Regions from separate parts of the Homo sapiens genome. Here region 1 is linked to region 2. Evidence: chromatin contacts called from ENCODE Hi-C or POLR2A ChIA-PET data. All regions are on one chromosome and are shown on one strand. The core of a region is the stretch at or near the end of the contact, and the rest is flanking DNA. Distances in the headings are between cores, read along the strand shown. Region 1 overlaps LOC646736 (a long non-coding RNA gene). Region 2 has its middle 540 kb from the start of MIR5702.

Evidence for each region. A loop is a pair of places that touch in the nucleus more often than their neighbours do. ChIA-PET counts read pairs that join two places held with the same protein, here RNA polymerase II (POLR2A).
Region 1: POLR2A ChIA-PET joins it to region 2 with 12 read pairs in Panc1. The contact joins two enhancer-like sites. A Hi-C loop is called at or near these places in 4 of 168 maps with a recorded cell type or tissue (Caco-2, HepG2, endothelial cell of hepatic sinusoid and 1 more). POLR2A ChIA-PET finds 5 or more read pairs at or near these places in 4 of 52 experiments (HCT116, HepG2, OCI-LY7 and 1 more).

Annotation. Positions count from the first base shown.
Region 1 is chr2:226,148,682-226,155,249 of GRCh38, reverse strand. All of the region lies in intron 2 of LOC646736 (a long non-coding RNA gene), which reads right to left. Among named protein-coding and RNA genes, the nearest start is that of MIR5702, 510 kb to the left of the region's middle. Within about 2 kb of position 3,894, at least 2 of the 41 ENCODE cell types and tissues checked have a DNase peak (open chromatin) inside an H3K27ac peak, as active enhancers do.
Region 2 is chr2:226,116,160-226,122,926 of GRCh38, reverse strand. No RefSeq gene overlaps it. Among named protein-coding and RNA genes, the nearest start is that of MIR5702, 540 kb to the left of the region's middle. RefSeq lists an enhancer at 6,289-6,767. Within about 2 kb of position 4,351, at least 16 of the 41 ENCODE cell types and tissues checked have a DNase peak (open chromatin) inside an H3K27ac peak, as active enhancers do.

The DNA of each region.
Region 1 (6,568 bases), core at 2,645-5,144, 33 kb before region 2:
ACTTTGCATTAGATTCTGTAGTTTTTCTGTCTTAAATATCATCAGGGATTCTCAAGTAGTTTCAGCCTGAGGCTATTACTCCTAATAATTGAGACTGATGAAAGGTCGTGGTATTTTTACAGTTTAGTTGTGGCACGCTATATATCACTTTGCTTCCGTCAAAGAAAATATTATACACTTCATTGGGAAAAGGTTTGATCCTGAGTTTTTCCTCTGCAAGTTGTCTACAATGTATTTACTTGGGTTTACCTACAAACTTTACATTTAAAATGCTCCAGAAAATTGCCTGGTACCAGAATGAGATCATTCAGGTAGAAAGCAAATGTTTCAGGATCATTAGGAAATTAATTACATGAAATGATTGACACGTTCCAGCTAGAGAGGAAGTGTTTCATACAGCCGTGCTTGTTTGAATACAACACTACAGATCCCTTGTGAAAAGCTGCTTACCGTGCTAAAATAGGAAAAGTGACTTAGGAGGAAAATCAACAGTGTTAGAAAATTGTCTAGTCAGGGAGTTTCAGCTCTGTGGTGATTAATTTTCTTTTCCTAGTTATGCCTAGTTATTGGTGGTTTCTGAGTTTCTATATAAAGGCTGGCACCCCAGCCATAAGTGCCTTGGAAATTTGTTGTTGTTGTTTTTTTTTTAATCAGGGAAACATTTTATTATTTGGCGGTTGGGGGGGGGGGAATGGGAGTGTACAAATTGAGGTGACTAGTAATAAAAAGAACAAGTTATTTATGATAAAGGAAATAGCACATATTAAAACCCAGAAAATCTGTCTGAAGTATTCAGAGGAAAATTCACAGTGTCAAATTCTGTATAAGTTGAATGACCCATACAGAAAAATAGAAAACATGTAAAGTAAGCTTGTAACCGAAGAATCCTCTCAAAGTCTTAAGGAGGACAACAAGAAAAAGTAACAATAAAAAGTAAAAATAAATATAGGTTTTTTTAAAAAAAGATATACTGGGTTTAATATATCTTAAAATTATTTACTTATGAAAACTTTTGCAAATATTATACATTTCAATTTTTAAGAAAGGTTTTAAGTAGAAAAAAAATCTGAATAACCAGACATAGAATGCTATAAAAGTTTCCAGTACCTGCTGCTGTAATGGTGAATTTGAATGGACTGCACACTTTATTCTTCTGAATCAATGCTAGAGAGACTACAGAAGCTCAAGGAAAGTATAGGTTAAGGAAAATAACAATAATTAAGAAAATAAATCAAGCTGAGATTGAAGACTACCAAGAAGCAGTCTCTGTGTGGAGAGGGCTGTGGTATGTCTGCAGCAGGAGCACAGGATAATAGGAGGCAGATAAAGGTGAGTAGTGTGGGGGAAAGCTGTTTTAGTTTTGTTTTTCCCTTTCTGTGTCACCTTGGCATAACCAGTTTCTTTGCCACGAAAAATATAGGACAGCCCAGGCCACAGAAGCTATCAAACGGTAGGTTTGCAGATGATGGTGGGTCTGGACTGCTGCTGCTCTCTAGCCTTACTTTTTTGTGTACTCTTCCTCCAACCCCCTCAATAAACTAAACAGGAAATTGCTTATTTAAAGTAGTTTAAAAGTGAATCTTTGACTAGGAGACTTATATAGTGGTTAACATGATGCTGTGGGGCCTGGGTTTCTCAGCCCTGGGGCATGTCCCTTCCCCTCTTTATAAACACAATGGAGAGACGCAGGCAAGGGCCTAGCCTTTGGGTCTACCCCAAAACATGTTATCAGGAATACCAAAATTAATAGACACCTGTGGAGTACACTCATTAAAGAAACAAATATTCAGATGTATATACATATATATGTGTGTGTGTGTGTGTGTGTGTGTGTATATATATATATATATACACACACACATGTAAAATAGAACGGAATTTTGGGACAAACCAAGAAATATAATAAATATGCACAAAGAGCTAAGAGAAAATAGACAGATACATGTGTGTATGTGTGTGTAATCTCCCTCTGACTTTATTAGGAATAAAATATAATACTTAAAACAAAGAACACATAGAAGGGATAAACACCAGGATGGATACAGCTAAAGAAAAAGCTGGGAATTAGACAGCTGAAAAGTCACATGGAAAAACTCCACAGGAACAGAAACTGATGAAGAAAAATAAAATAATAAGCCAGGCTAGAAGATGGAGAAAGAGACCATCCCGGCTAAAACGGTGAAACCCCGTCTCTACTAAAAATACAAAAAATTAGCCGGGCGTAGTGGCGGGCGCCTGTAGTCCCAGCTGCTTGGGAGGCTGAGGCAGGAGAATGGCGTGAACCCGGGAGGCGGAGCTTGCAGTGAGCCGAGGTCCCGCCACTGCACTCCAGCCTGGGCGACAGAGCGAGACTCCGTCTCAAAAAAAAAAAAAAAAAAAAAAAAAAAAAAAAAGAAGATGGAGAAAGAATCAACATATAGTAATGGGAGTCTCAGAAGACAAGGAAAAAAACAGAAAAGAGAACATGTCTTTAGAAATAATGAATATACAGTTTAAAAATTTCAAAAAGATTACATACCTTGCATTAAAAAGGCTCTTAGAGTATCAATTTGGAGAGAATTAAAAACCTACATCTTGACATATTGCAGCAATATTTTAAAACATTGGAGGGAAATATATTATTCTAAAAGTCTCTATAGAGGAAGAATAAATCATGGCAAAATAATAATCAGATTGATGCCAAATTTTTCAGTACCAATGCTGGATATAAAATAGAAACATAGAAATATTTTTAAATTATGAAGAAAAATAAATTCTACCACACTTTTATTTCAAGCCAAATTATTATTTAAATATGTGTGTAATCTGTTATAATAGCATAAAATACCTCAGAATGTTTACTACACAGTCTAAGAGGAAATATTGAGATTAAAAAAAAGAAATCAATGAGTAGCGGATGCCATAACATATGGGAAATATGTTTGAATAACTTGGTAAAGATTATTGTGGTTTAATACTCCTATAATAGATAGCCAAAAACATTGAGATAATTTCGAAAGAACAAATCCTCCAAATAGTCCTGAACCAGATTGAATGATGGACTTATTCACCAAATTTCTGAATAATTGGTATTTATAAATATAACATACTTTTTTCAATAACCTAGAGAAATATTTCAATGGACCTATCAATTTATCTTATAAATAAAAGTTTAAAATAAAATTTAATAAATAGACTAAAATAAAAGGTGACAACTAATCTCTATTTTAAATATTGGTATAAATATTATATTTAAAATATTGGTATAAATATTACATTTAAAATATTGAATTTAATATTTTGAAATAGGAATAGCAAAGAGAATTTATGACAGGAATGTAACTATGAAGTTATATTTGGTTATATAAAACTATAGTTTATTTAAATAGGCTAATTAAGGAAAAAATCTTAAGTGTCACTGGAAAGATAACTGATATAATTCTACTCGTATTTGTTATTAAAAATAAAACCTTTAAAATAACTATAAAAATGGTTAAGTATTAGTTTATTATTTGAACTAGGAGCCAGGAGACTTCTAGTTGGGATAATGTAATTTCAGATATTTAAGGACCCCATCTGCACCAGACGTATAGCATAATGGTAAAATATAAAAAGAAGAAATGACTATGCATATGAACCACAAGTAAAAGTTAAATATTTCTGTGGATGAAAAAAGATAAAATGAACTTAAAGCTTCAAGTATGCAGGGATTCTGAAATGATACATGTGGCATTACCAGAATAAATATTGTTCACTGAGGCAGTCTCTTTACTGAAAACTGAGGGCTGAGGAAGCTCATCTCCTTGAAAAGAGGTTGAAAAAAAACAAGCTAAGTCTAACTAGAGCCTGAAGCTACACTGTAGTTATAATTATAAACCAGGGACGTCAAAGGAGCAGGCATCACCTAGCAACCAAGACTTGGGTCAAGCTGCCCTCTGGTTTCATGAGTTGATCAACATTGTTCTCAGTATCACTGTGGGAAAGGTCTCAATAGCTAGCATAAGATCTAGCCCCAGACTGCTATCCAACTTCAGGCAACTGTGAAAAATTGTTAAAGGAAAAAAATAAAAGGGTGGGGTGAAAGTATGTAGGAAGAAAAGGAGAACTAAAATTTCCATTTAATATCAGCCTGCAACCTAAGCTATTAAAACACAGAAAGTAAACTAATGCTAAGACAGACAACCAACAATTTGAAGGTTAATTCACCCCAAGGAAAACGAAAATAATAGAATGTGCAAAAATGATTTTAAAATGAGTGTGCTTTAAATCATGTAATGAATAAAGAACTTAGAATGCAGTAAATGAACAAGAATTTATGAAGCAAACATGGGTAGATATAAGATATCCAGGCATTATTAAAATGAGAAAGACTGGAAATTTAAAAAAAATCTTAATTTAAAATAAAATCTCAATATATGGAATACTCTCAAGATAGCAGCAAGGAGATTTGGTGAACTGAAAAATAGTAACAAAGAATTCATCTAGAAGGTGGGGCACAGAAATAAAGTAGGATTTCTCATCAACACTTTTGTCACTTAGGGCTAAATAATTATTTGTTGTGGGGAGTGTCCTGTACATTGCAGAGTTTTAGCAGCATCTATAACCTCTACCCACTACATGCCCATAGCACCCCCTCCCCAGTTGCGACAACCAAAACTGGATTGTCCAATGTCCAGGTGACTACCCCTCGCCCAGTTAGAACCACTGAAATAAAGAGATAAAAGTACTCAAAAAGCAGTTAAAAGACATGGAATTAAGATGGGAAACCACAACAAAGTTTTAGAAGTTGCTCCACCAGAAGATTCTAGAAGAAATGGCAGAAGAGGAATATTGGCAGACATTTTCTGTAATTGAAGAAAAAGTAAGCCCTTAGATTAAAATAGATTCCATCTAGAGAAGAATAAATACAAATAAATCTAAACTTCACACCAGACTAAACTATAGATCATTGAGCATACACAAATAATAGTAATGTTATTAAAAAGCATAACGGATTTCCTAAAAAACTATTACAATCAGATGCAGCAAGCTTCTCATTAACAAAGTTTTCCAAATGACAAAGAGACTATAATCCACAAATTCTATGTAGTGCTAAACTGTTAATTAGAGAAGATAGATAGATAGATAGACAGATAGTTTTTTTTTTTTTTTTTTTTTCAGGCATATAAAGAGTAGAAAGTCACTACCTACTGGTCTTTTCTGTTTTTCTTTTTTTTTTTTTTTTGAGACGGATTCTCACTGCAAGCTCTGCCTCCTGGGTTTTACACCATTCTCCTGCCTCAGCCTCCCGAGTAGCTGGGACTACAGGCACCCGCCACCATGCCCGGCTAATTTTTTGTATTTTTAGTAGAGATGGGGTTTCACTGTGTTAGCCAGGATGGTCTGGATCTCCTGACCTCGTGATCCGCCCGCCTCTGCCTCCCAAAGTTCTGGGATTATAGGCGTGAGCCACCGCACCCGGCCCCTATTGGTCCTTTCTAACGTAAATACCAAAAAGAAAAATCAGAGAAAAGGAGGTAAGCAAAGATATTGTAAACCATATTTATAAATATCACCAATGATGTTAAAATAATTCATCTTGATCAATTTTGCATTTAGCCTTCTGACAATAATAACAGAAATAAAGTTTTTAAGAGAATGTGTAAAAGGAGCAGTCTGAGAAACATTAAGGAAAAGGATCAAAATACTGAATAGATTTTGTTGGAATAATTTGAGTTAAGTGTGTATTTAAAATTGATAGTGAAACTAAATACTAAAAAATATAATTTTATCTCGAAACAAAAAAGAAATAAAAGAAATATTATTAATAAAATAGATACTAGGGAGGTAGAAAATGAAAGAGGTAGTAAAAAGAAAACACACCATAAAATGGTGAGAATAATTTCAAAGTACTAGTTATCACACTAAATATTGTCCTAATCTATTGAAGGGCAAAGATTATCTGGATTAAATACATTAAACAGTAGTCAGCTTTGTACTTAATGGTCAACCACTAGCCGTGTTCTTCTAAAAGAGAAAAGGTTATCAATACTAAAGCTACTATTTAATATTGTTTATATACTAGTGGTATTAATATATTTGCTACGTTTGGACATCCCAACTCAAAGATTGATAATATATCTACATAAAAAACTAAATGATTGTATAACTTAAAAGAATCACAAAGTTTTGTTGTTGTTGTTGTTGTTGTTTACTTGTTTGTTTGCTTGCTTGTTTGTTTTTTGAGATGGAGTCTTGCTCTCTAGACCAGGCTGGAAAGTGCAGTGGAACAATCTCGGCTCACTGCAACCTCTGCCTCCTGGTTCAAGCAATTCTCCTGCCTCAGCCTCCCAAGTAGCTGGGACTACAGGCACGTGCCACCACGCCTGGCTAATTTTTGTATTTTTAGTAGAGACAGGCTTTCACTATGTTGGCCAAGCTGGTCTCGAACTCCTGACCTCATGATCTGCCCGCCTCAGCCTCCCAAAGTGTTGGGATTACAGGTGTGAGCCACCGCACCCGGCTACAAAGTTTTTAATATATAAACCTATTCCTTATATTTGGTTTGTATCCTGAATTCCAACCTGTTACACTGTCTACACAAAAAAAG
Region 2 (6,767 bases), core at 3,102-5,601:
TAAAATAAAAGTTGAAATTATATAGAAAAGGAACCTGCTGAGAACTAGGTAACCAAAATAATGATGACTGTGATGATTAATACTGAGTGTCAATGTGATTGGATTGAAGGATGCAAAGTATTGATCCTGGGTATGTCTGTGAGGGTGTTGCCAAAGAGATTAACATTTGAGTCAGTAGGCTGGGAAAGGCAGGCCCACCCTCAATCTGGGTGGGCACAATCTAATCAGTTGCCAGTGTGGCCAGAAAAAAAAGCAGGCAGAAGAAAGTGGAAAAGACTAGACTGGCTTAGCCTCCAAGCCTACATCTTTCTCCTGAGCTGGATGCTTCCTGACCTCAAACATCAGACTCCAAGTTCTTCAGCTTTGAGACTTGGACTGGCTTCCTTGCTCCTCAGCTTGCAGATGGTCTATTGTGGGACTTGTGATCGCGTGAGTTAATGCTCCTTAATAAACTCCTCTCTCTCTCTTTTTCTCTCTATCTATCTATCAAGATAGATATAGATATATATCCTATTAGTTCTGTCCCTCTAGAGAACCCTGATTAAAACAATGACTGAATCAGAAAATGCCAGTCTGATTTGATACTGATAGTGAGAAGCTGCACAGAGATGGTATAAATGTTAAATCACACCAACTTCCTCCTCTTCTTCTTTCCCTTCTACTTCCTGTCTTCAGTTTCTTATTTTGCAACAGCCCTGAGTGTAAGATGTGCAGAGATTACTCAAAGAAGAGAGAAAAAAATGTGTCTAGGGGAATCCAATTGTTTAAATTTAATTCTGATTCTATTACCTAGTAGCAGTGTGACATGGGACAAGGCTTTTAACATCTCAACCCTGTAGGCACTGAATAATAATCTCATCATATTGTGGAAGATTTAAATAAGGTAGTATAAATTAAGCTGGAAACAGGAATTACATGTTAATTTTTTATCATTATAGCCATATTTTTTCTGCTCTATTTTTGTGTTTTTATCCTGCGTTTTCATTGTTTTTATACCATGAACTTGGACTACTTCATAGGTTTCTGCAATTTAATGGCTAAACATATTATAAAGGTCAGGAAAATAGCTTTACAAATATTGTCATATCTTTTAGAGTAAGAGGGAGGATTTATTTTGAAGTTGGCATGATGTAGTCACATTTCCTCCCTAATTTAAATTTCCATATTATATATAAATCTGAAATCTCTTTTGTTGTCTAGCAATTATAACAATATGATAGATCAGAATATATATCAGGAAGCAGACAAGCCATAAATATGTTCAATGTTTTCAAAGATGACAATTTTAAATGTGAACACTGTGGATGAGATGAAATGGAAGGAAATATGAGGCTATTAAGATGGAAGAAACCAGGAAACATTTGGATTTAATTCCATCTTGGATCCATTCCACCAAAGTTCAACATAATGCAAGGCTGAAGCAAATGATTGCTCTCCTTTGCCCTTATTCTTTTAGTCTTCTTTGTACTTTTGCACTGCAGAATTCTGTTAATGCCACATAGTTTTTAAAGGATCATATTTCAGACCAGTTAGTAATATTACTTATTTTTTTAAAGGTCGAAAAAAAAGAGAGAAAAATAAACCTAATTTCAGGCTCTAGACGAATCTGGAGGGGGTTGTTTAAAGTGTTCAAACACAAGACAGCGTTAGAGTTGTGCGGCCAAGATGAATTTTGAGGAACTAACCCTAAACAGGAAAAATGCTTTTGTAAAACACTTAATAATGATTCTTTCATGAAAAGTCCTTTGATCCAGAATAATTACAGGAAACCAGTGGAACCAATGAGGGGCTACTACTGGGGACACAAATCTAGTTGGTAATTGTTCCAGACAGTGTATCATCAACTTGTATTTTATTTAAAACTATTATTTTGCTTATTAAAAAAAGTTGAGAAGTGAATTTGATGATGGATAGAACAACACTGCATACACATCCTTATCCATCAGCTGAGTCCCATAGTTTGCATATGCAAAATAAATATCACTTCAAATCTGTAGCTAATTTTTTTTTTTTTTTTTTTTTTTTTTAGTTTTGTGGGGAGATTAAAACCACAACAAGAAAGAATAACCTGCAACATGAGTGGATACTATGGTTGCAAAAGTTATTTAATATCCATATTTCACAAATATTCAGCAAAAGATTTCTTAACAAAATTGAATGACTTTCAAATGGACTTATTTTGAATGTTTTAAAAACTATCAATTTTACCTGAAAACAACCAATTATTAGCTGATTTTAATAATTGATCTAGAGATTATATTTACAAAAAAAATATTATGGAGCCATTACATAGCATTCAAAGTCATATCACTTCACCATTAACTGAGATATAACAATTTGGGGCAACATAACATTTAATATTCTTGAAATTACCTAAATAAGACCATTTGTAATCAATAATACATTTAAATTTTCACCCTGTTGAAACGGTGGCCAAATACATGATGATTGGATGCAAAGTGCTGTGAGTTCCATAAGACAAGCATTTATCCAATATGATAAACATCAGTATAATAAAGGTATCAGGAAATTTCTAGAAGTAATCGATGATCTGTTACTCTTTGGATGAACATTGACTTGTGTTTAGGTATTAGGAATATGTGTGTGTGTGCATATACATATGTATGTGTATGTGCGTTAACGCTACACAAGATAAAGATTGTTGAATGCAAGTATAAGATTTAAAATGTTTAATTTGCATTGCTTTGTCTGCTATACATATATATTTTTAGATGAGCAAAGCTTAGACAAATTGATTTTTGTTCATATTAATAAATAACATAGCATAAGTATACTTATTTTTTCTAGTTTTATCAAAAGTTTTTCAATTTAGAAACAATTTAATGACAAAACTAAAATATTGAAACTGGACTTCAGAACAAAATCTAATCTTTTAATCAAAAGCAAACAACTAGTTTTGGCTTGAAATGTAAGACATAATGTGTATTTAACCATGCTTATTTAGGTAGAATGTCTTATCTGATCCCAAGTCTACCCCTGATTTTTCTGTGAGCTCCCAAGTTCCTATTTCCATTGCAAACTCTCATTTTCTATAAAAATGTGAACTAACCTAAATGGTTTTTCCATAGACAAAGGCCGTAAAGTCACAAAACACTGTGCCATATAGTAATTTTTAACATTTTATTGGTGTAATCAATAGCAACCTGTATTATGACTTCTTTTTCTCTTGAACAAAGAATTTTTGAGTCCCAATCAACTGAATCTTTGTGATTTTCCAGCCAAATACTTTTAAAAATACCAATTAGCCAATCTTAAAAATTGACATATAGCTGCCATTAACACAGACCTTTTTGTTGTGGGATTTTACAGATATAATATGACACTGAATCCCTGAATGTTTGACCATTAGGAAAGCATAACATTTTCATAACGTTTTTATCCACTTATTTGTCGACTAATCTAATTGATTATTCTCCTGTAGCATTTTATCCTGTTTATGAAACTCTTTCCTTAGCCACCTTTATTTTGCAAGTGCATGTCATAAATTATAAAATCAATGGCATAGCTTGTCTGGCACCCGTAAAATTGATAGCTTCCCTTTCTTTTATTAGCATAATCTGCCAATTTATTATGAAAGAGTGAATGGCATGCTTGTGATTAGAACTGGTCATGACAGGTCACTTGAAAACATATTGATGGTGTATGAGACATGCTTTTTAATTAAAATGTAGGTCTGAGCTGGCTAGGCAAACACCAGTTTCTCCTTACTCATCACATTTATTGAGTCATGTATTTGCTTATTTATAATATTTTAAATTAACAATGATGAGTCAGATTAGCATACAGAAGACATGCCCCAGAGAAAAACAGAAAAAAAGCGTGCTATTTTACTTAGGACAAGCAAAAGCATACTGCCTGTAAAAATACTGTAAGAAGGTGAGAACATTAAAAATGATAACTCGAGATGTATAAAGTTTTACCAGATTTGCCAGTCACTTTTAAACCTACCCCTGTGTATTTGCTTAATATCCACTCAATTGTCTTAAGCAAGAACAACTCCCCCACTTTCACCCACTTTCTTTCACAAAGTTATAACTTAGGCAAGAGAGTCCCAACTCCAATTGCACAATATCCTCAGGGTTACTGTGAGCTCAAAGGATGTTGTGAAATCCTCGAGGCAAAATTAATCGTGATGTGACTTAATTTTTTAAAGTGAAATGTGTACCATAAAGTACCCCTAAGAGGAGGCTTAGTGGATGATGAGGGAGGTAATGAATACAGCAAACGATTACAGGGTGTCAGAACAGCAGGACTGGGGTGGCTGGCAGTGACTACTACTTTCATCCCACAGACATCTGCGGGTGAGGGCAGCAGATGAAAAGCCGTGCATCTTCTCTGTAATTTGTATTGCCACAGCATTCCATCTTGGCCACACGATTCAGTCACACGTACTTTTGTTGATTCAGAAGAATTTCCAAAGGACAAGCTTGCACTGTTCTTGCCATGAAAGAGAGTTCTGCTACTTTTTGATGAAATTGAGAGTTAGGGTCTGGCTTTATGTTTGTTTGTTTTTGCTTGTTTGTTTTGGAATACAATCTATGATTTCTAAGCACCCCCTTTTACTTTTATTTTTACTACTAAACAAGACAAAAATATGGATCCAGTCTAAATAGGACAAATGAGAAGCAGGGGGCAAGTGTGTTTTGCCCCTGGTAGTATCTCTGACTTCTTTTAGATTTTGTGAAGTGATTGTGACATAAAAAGAATTCAAAACAATGTTTTTAAATAGAGTAGAATGCACTCAAAGTCCAGGTGTGATAGGGTAAGCATGCTATTATTTTTTGGAGATAAGTTTTGAAATGATGAATAATCAATTATAGCTATTTAATGGAGGTAATAAGTGGATCAGGTTGCTACCTTAAGCTGACATATTAATCTTTTTCAAAATCCTGCTGTGTTTCATACTTGTTATTGCCCTCAGCTCAATGTACTCTACATAGTCCAAATATAAGACATTCTAGTATAGTGGAATCTGATAGTATACAAAGCTCAATTCAGGAAGAACAGATAAGATGTGCTTGTGCCAGTCTATTCCATCCCTCCTGCAGCATTGCTACTTAACTTCTCCAGGCCCAGCGAATTCCTAGCTTGATCATAGAATTCCATTGGTAGCTTTGCATGGTTTTCAACAGTTGTCTAGGCTGCTTATTTTCCCTCACTTTCCAAATTCATCTGATCTGAGCATATATGGCTTATGCATTATAGTTTACATACTATGGTTTATGACTAAGGATGTAACGATTTTTGACTTTGTTTTATTGCACTTGAGCTATATCAAATTAAACTGGCCTTCTTGTTAATTTATCATTGGTAAAATATTTCATATGCATTTTTTTGTTAATCCTGTACTTCAAACCTACGAATAGCTTGCTTAATTGTATTTTATGAACTGAACTGCAATGACCTCATACTTTGGCTTTACCTTTGTAATAAATTGACATTAGTAAAAAAATGTTAGTAAGTAATGTGGAATATTGCTAATATCATTGGGCTTGACATTTGCTTGGAAGGAAAACTAGGAGACACATCTTTTGAAAGACAAATCCATATACAATACATTCTGTAATATTTTTCTCATACCTCCATAAATTTCCCCTTGTGGATTTTAGTCTTCTCTGTCTGATATCAGCCAACACGCTGTCTTGATGTAAGACTGTGTAGCATGGAAGAAAATGAACTTCGGCATCAAAAGGACGTGGTTTTGATTGTAGGTTCTGTCCAAACTTTTGATAAGTTATTTAACTTCTTCAAACTTCAGCTGCCTTACCTGTGAGGTGGAGATTTGATATTTACATTTTAAGGCTGTTTTAATGTCAAATGAAATAATATTTGTCTAACAACAAGGAAGGTACACAGAATCAGTAGTAGCACTAGCCCTACTATTCTATTGAAGAATCTATAGAATCATGACAAATGATCTTGATGGATCTTTTCACCATTTATGGGCCTTAAAACTTTAATGCATTCATTCATTCAATAATAATTTATTGAACAACTAACTTGGAAACATAACTACAGAAGATGAGAAGATGAGAATCAGTAACTAAGACTGATATGTTCTACTTTCTATCAGTATGACTAGTAAGAAAGGAAAATTTTAATTTTTTATTCATTTTATAAATAGTTGCATAATACTTATTATATACACTGAGCACTGTTCCAAGTACTTCACAAATATTACCTAATTTAAATCTTATAATAACGCTATAGGTAATACATTATACTTATTTACATTCAAGGAATTGACACATAGAAGTTTAGTAACATATCCAAAGCTATATATTGCTAGTAGGTGATGGGAGCAGAAATGCAGGAATGAGCCCTGCTAAACTGGCTTCTGAGTTCATCCTCTTAGCCACTTAACCATGGTGCTTCTCCGGAAGTAATTGAATAGGATTAATTCTAATTGTAATAAGTGATATAAAGGAGATACACAGAATGCTGTAAAATGAGAATAACAATATCTGCCAACAAATGACTTTTTGAGAGCTCATTGTGTTCCATGCTCTGTGGAGTCCACGATGCCTTTAATTTCCTTTACTGAGCTCCTCTCACCACTAAAATACATTATGATTTGGAAATTTAACAAATGTTTTTCTAACAGCGATCTGCTAGTTCTTCTGCAAAAAATAAAAAAAGAAAGTGGCCCAAGCAATTACTTTAAAATATTATTATGCAAATGTTACATTAATTTAGAAAAAAACATGGCTGAATTGCATTGCCATTCTTCCAAAGCAAAATCTCAT